Regions from separate parts of the Homo sapiens genome. Here region 1 is linked to region 2. The links are chromatin contacts, found by Hi-C or POLR2A ChIA-PET in ENCODE. All regions are on one chromosome and are shown on one strand. Each heading gives the region's core, a stretch centred on a gene start or an enhancer-like site at or near the end of the contact. The rest is flanking DNA. Distances are from core to core; before and after follow the strand shown.

What was found. A loop is a pair of places that touch in the nucleus more often than their neighbours do. ChIA-PET counts read pairs that join two places held with the same protein, here RNA polymerase II (POLR2A). Pooled maps may share reads with other maps.
Region 1: a loop to region 2 is called in a map of mammary epithelial cell, with 24 times the contacts of the local background. The contact joins two enhancer-like sites. A Hi-C loop is called at or near these places in 2 of 168 maps with a recorded cell type or tissue (PC-9 and mammary epithelial cell) and 2 of 50 pooled maps. POLR2A ChIA-PET finds 5 or more read pairs at or near these places in 1 of 52 experiments (MCF 10A).

The regions. Positions count from the first base shown.
Region 1 is chr9:33,228,294-33,231,183 of GRCh38, reverse strand. No RefSeq gene overlaps it. Among named protein-coding and RNA genes, the nearest start is that of SPINK4, 10 kb to the left of the region's middle. Within about 2 kb of position 1,608, at least 6 of the 41 ENCODE cell types and tissues checked have a DNase peak (open chromatin) inside an H3K27ac peak, as active enhancers do.
Region 2 is chr9:33,619,624-33,622,323 of GRCh38, reverse strand. No RefSeq gene overlaps it. Among named protein-coding and RNA genes, the nearest start is that of PTENP1-AS, 56 kb to the left of the region's middle. Within about 2 kb of position 1,448, at least 2 of the 41 ENCODE cell types and tissues checked have a DNase peak (open chromatin) inside an H3K27ac peak, as active enhancers do.

The sequences.
Region 1 (2,890 bases), core at 359-2,858, 390 kb after region 2:
GGTATGCATCACCATGCCCAGCTAATTTTTTATTTTTATTTTGTAGAGACAGGGTCTTCTTATGTCGCCCAGGCTGTTCTCGAGCTCCTGGGCTCAAGTGATCCTCCCAAAGTGCTGGCATTATAGATGTGAGCACTGTGCCCAGCCCATGTCTACTTTCTGACCAGGGAAGGGAAGGCATTTTTATGGACAGTCCCTTATTTGTATCCAATGAAGGTAAGTAGGTCTCCAAAGAAAACCTGGGATTCTATTACCGAAAGGAGGAATGTTGCTGGTCAGACAAAAGCCACAGATGTTACTAAACCTTCCCCACATGCTTACTTTGTTTTGTTTTGTTTTGAGACAGAGTTTTGCTCTGTTGCACAGGCTGGAGTGCAGTGGCACGATCTCAGCTCACTGCAACCTCCGCCTCCCGGGTTCAAGGGATTCTCCCACCTCAGCCTCCCGAGTAGCTGGGATTATAGACGCGCACCACCACACCCAGCTAATTTTTGTATTTTAAGTAGAGACAGGGTTTCACCATGGCCACATGCTGATCTTTCACTTGTACGATGAATTCGCTCACAAGAGCCCAGGGCTTCATAAAGCTGGCCCAACAAGGGCCTCCTGATGGCTCCTGGACACAGGGGTGCCGTTGTCCAGAGTAACAGCTCCCAGACTCATGTTGGAGTCCTGAGTGCTGCCTCCCTTCTGGGCTGTGCCAGGGGTGGGCCAGGAGGCAGCCATGCCATCAGAACCTGGGCTCTGGAGTCTGGACACCTTGTCTGTGTGACCTTGGGTGTGTCATTGCACCTCTGAGCCTCAGTTGCTCACCTGTAATCAGGGCTACTTCATGTGGTTGTGTGGAATGTGTTCTGTTCATCTCCAGGGGGTGCCATTCCCCTTAGATTCCATGGGCCCTGTAGTGTGCACTTAACTGGAGTGGGGGCAGGTAAGGTATCCAGCAGCAAAGTTCAGAGGCCATGCAACCTGCCCAAAGGATCCTGGGGTGTGCTGGGGAGAACCAGAGTTTTGTTCACAATCTCCCACTCTCATACTTTTCTTTGGGGGGGCTGTCATCATGCTCTCCCACTTATAGACAGGCTTACTGTTTGCTATTAGGGATGGGGAGGTATGGCTGCAGACCGCTTTTCCCAACTTTGTGAACTAAAGGAACAGAAGGGACTTTTCTCCTCTCCCCACAGCCTCCTTCAGTGTATAAAAACCCAAGAGGAGACTCTGATTGGGTTGGGTAAGTCATGTGCTCATCTCTTGAACCAATCAATGTGGCCTGGAAATTGGGCATCTGTGATGGGCCGGGCTGAGGTCACATGTACCCTATTGTTGCCAAAGGAACAGGATAAAATGATTAGCGATTTTGGAGCCTGGCAAATGGCACAGCCTCAGAGCCCAAAAGGCTAAAGTCTTCAGTCGGTTCCAGGAGCCCTGGAAATTCTTTCCTTTTCATGATGTTTCTTTTCCATATCCAAGGTGGCCCTGGTTGGTACCCACCCTCTTAAGGCAGACTCTCTTCCAGGCAGGTGCTTTCAACATGCCCATGGGCACTGGTCCAAGGCAGGCAAGGGAGAGGTCTAGTTCTCATGCTCAAAGGCGCCCAGTAAATATTTGAGGTGAGTCAGTGCGTTGACAGGTGAGGCCTCAGGGCTTGTCTGCCCCTCCCTGGTGATTGTCTCCACCTGACCCTCAAGCTGCCCGAAGATCTCTGCTGCCCTCTCCCTGTGGTGGGTGTGATCTGGGCATGGTCCCCTGCCCAGGGTCTCCTGCCCACCTCTTTCTTCCCAGCCTCGAGGAGGGGTCCTTAGATCCGCACAAGGAGTTCCCCCTCTTAGCCTCTTAACCTGGCCTTATAATTCTATCTATTTTACAGACGAGAAAATTAAGGCTCAGAAAGATTAAATGACAAGTTCGAAGTTTCCAGCATTGTAAGTGGCAGAGCCGGCATTCAAAACAATATCTGATTTTAAATCTCAGACTCTTACCAGATTCCTCTGCCCACCATAGATTCTGGTTTTAAATACATACACCCAGAAGCCCATCCTGGCCCAGTAACTGAAATAGCAGGAGCTGAAAGAGCCGCACAATTTGAAGTGAGTTTCGTGGAAAATTCTGTGGTCCAGCCTTGGCAGGAAGTTGCCAAAATAGTCGAGTGTGGACCACAGGTGGAACCTCCTTGCATCTGGGCCCAGCTAAGGTCTAGAGGTCCCTGAATATAGACCCTCTCCAAAAGGCAGTCATTCCAGGGGGTCCAGGCAGAAGGTGGGAGGAGCTGCCACACATGCCCCACGGCACTTATAGGTTCAGCAGGCAGGACCCATGTGACCCCAGCTTGGCATCTTCCCAGACACAGCCACTGGCAGTATCTATGACCAGGCTGAATTTAGACACGGGGTCCAAAATACTGCTACTCATCCCACCACCGACCCCAGCAACCTGCACCCTCCTCACCAACATTCACATAGTACCTGTGCTGTCCTCGGCATTGTTCAGAGGGTACACTGCTCCCTTTGCAGAACCTCTCCTGTCTGGCCCTCAAGGCCAACCTCCCCCTCCCTTTATGGTGAATGGGGTATGGGCATGGAGTCTCCTGCCGTCTCTCCTCTTCCCTCCCAGATTTGAAAAGAAGTCTTTGGACTCTCACCAGGATATGTGATATCCTGATATGTCCAGCCTTAGGGTCTTCTGCTGTCCCTTTCTGAGAATCTGTGCTTGCTGGGAACCCAGGACAGCTCCAAGGACAGGAAGGACTGAAGGAAGGGGCAGTGTGGTTTGGAGAAAGATCCCAGATTCAGGAATACGACAGAACCGGGTTTGAACCCTCATTTGGCCACTCACTCACTGTGATAGGCAGACCGATGCTCCCATCCCCCCAAATACCTACCTCCTTATCCCC
Region 2 (2,700 bases), core at 199-2,698:
AAAAATGGCACCAGATAGGGGATTACAGATACAAGACACTCACATATTTATGGGTAGTTGAAATTGACTACTGGTCAGTTAATAGGAGTCACACTGCTTTCCACATTCCAGAATGGAAAAACAGCAGCAGGGGTATGAAGCTGTGAAGTAGTTAATCAAATATTCACCTTTGGACACCTGAGATGGTGCATGTACTGTAGCAAATGGGTTGAGACTCCTGGAACCAGCTCCAGAGATTATTTTTGACATTAAGAATGGAGATATCCAAGGATATAGAAGAATTAGAAAACCCTAGCTCCCTCAAAACTTCTGAAATTGGCCAGGTGCAGTGGCTCACGCCTGTAATCCCAGCACTTTGGGAGGCTGAGGTGGGCAGATCACAAGGTCAGGAGATCGAGACCATCCTGGCTAACACGGTGAAACCCCGTCTCTACTAAAAATACAGAAAATTAGCCGGGCGTGGTTGCGGGCGCCTGTAGTCCCAGCTACTCAGGATGCTGAGGCAGGAGAATGGTGTGAACCTGGGAGGCAGAGCTTGCAGTGAGCTGAGATCGTGCCACTGCACTCCAGCCTGGGCGACACGGCGAGACTCCATCTCAAAAAAAACCTCTGAAATTCTCCCCATGGCTTCTCCGTTACTGGGAAACACAGTGCCTCTGTGTGTGTGTGTGTGTGTGTGTGTGTGTGTGTGTGTGTGTGTGTGTGTGTTGGGGAGGAAGATGTAAGAGTCTATCTCTTACCTCACCCATCACTGCCTCTGAAAGGTGAACTTGATTTCAAGTACAACAAAGCCCAAAGAGTAGAATATAAAATCAGAACAGAAAGTCCAACACTCCAAAAAGAATTGCTCATGAAAAGTTTATGGCATTCAAAATTTATAGGAAATGTGATAGGATTTCATTTTGTTGGTACTTGTCCAAGGAAGACAGAACACAAATTTGGACTGAATGCTGTTCAACGCTGTTGTCTTCTTTCCTAAGGTAATGTAGGTAGGCAGTGGGCTGTGTCCTGACAAGTCAGCTTGTTTGGGAAAGGCAGGTCTGAACCCAGCACTGTTCCATGCTAAATGTCACTGAAACACTACACTCCTCAGCTTAATGTAGAGGGAAATAGTGACTGCATGAAATAGGAATGTAACAACTGTCTCCCTATTTCATGCCAGAGCCTTAAAAGCTCTTGTCTTTTCCATGCCATTAGTGAAGCGGTGGAATATTTTAAAAGAATTTTACTAGCTCTGTTCTCCAGGCTGAAAGCACGAACAGAGTAAAAGGCTACAATTAAAATGGGTCCTTGAGTTCAGTGACAATGGCACAGTCTGAGGTGACTGAACCCAGGTGGGGTATTTAACCACCAGCAGCACGTGGTCATAGTGGAGATGAAAAGCAGCAGCGTGTCCACTGCGGAATTTGCTCCCATCTTATTCCAGGCAGTTCCACCTTGGTCAGGGGCCAGGCGTCATCTCCATGCTTTCACGTTCACCCTTAGTGTCTAAACCCCTGCTCTCTGTTGCAAAGGGGTTGACAAGGGTCCAGGTCTGTTGGGTGGTAGGTTGTCCGCTGTGATTAGTTCAGCAGCCGATGTCTATATGAGGATGGTAGCAGGTGACCCACTGCTATTTCACTCCTGGTTTTGACTATAAAATGTTCTTAATCCTTTTCTTGTAAGAACTCTAATCTATTCATTTATTTGTTTTATTTTCTCTTCTTTTTGATTCTATATGCATACAATTTTATTTATCTTAACCTGTGGTTAATAACACACAGGACTTTCTTGTCAATGAATAATTACTTATTTAAAAACATAATAGGAACTTGTAAAATATCTCCTCCTCAACATTATGCAAGATAGACCTTTAGAATATTTAAATGTATAGCTGTGTAGTTCTCTCTCATTCTATCTCCTGCCATGCCCCAGCCTTATAAAAATCCTGAACTTGGGTCATTATTATTCCCTGCCAGTAGTGTGTTGGTAAAGGGTTGACAACTAACTCTCTGGAGGAAAATAAAGCAAAGCGTAATTTGTTGTGTTTGCTGATTTCTGTAGTGTAAATACCCTCACTATGGCCAGTTTCAAGCTAACAAAATGATGTCACTAAAACTGGAGTTGGGAAAGATGTATACAGTCAGCTCCCATGAGCTGATAAGGTAGGCTGCAGCATACAAGTGGTCTTTGCTTTCTTTTCAATATAATTTGATCTAATATATTTTAGTCCTGAAAATTACTTTCTTGACTTGTTTTTAGCTTTATGAAAAGCACGTTATACTTTGCATCATCTCATTAGGCTTAGTTTTTACATTTGCTATTATATTGCTAAGATTCACCTATAACCTTGCTCTTCACTATAGTTCATTCATTTTGACTCATATGAATATGCCGCAGTTTATTCATTCACTCTTTTCAGTGCATATGTGGGTTGGTGCCATGTTTTTCTACTGTTTGGTGCTGTTGAAAACACTTTTGTATTTATGTCTTCTGATATGTGTATGCAAGAGCTTCTCCTGATGTAAACCTAGGAGTGGAATTGCTGAGTCATGTATGCAAGAGCCTCTCCTGATGTAAATCTAGAAGTGGAATTGCTGAGTCATGGGATATAGGAATCTTCAACTGTGAGATAATGCTGAACTGTTTCCCAGTGGTTTATAGTACTTATGCTCCCATCAGTAATTTATAAGTAATCCTATGAATCCATACCCTCGCTAA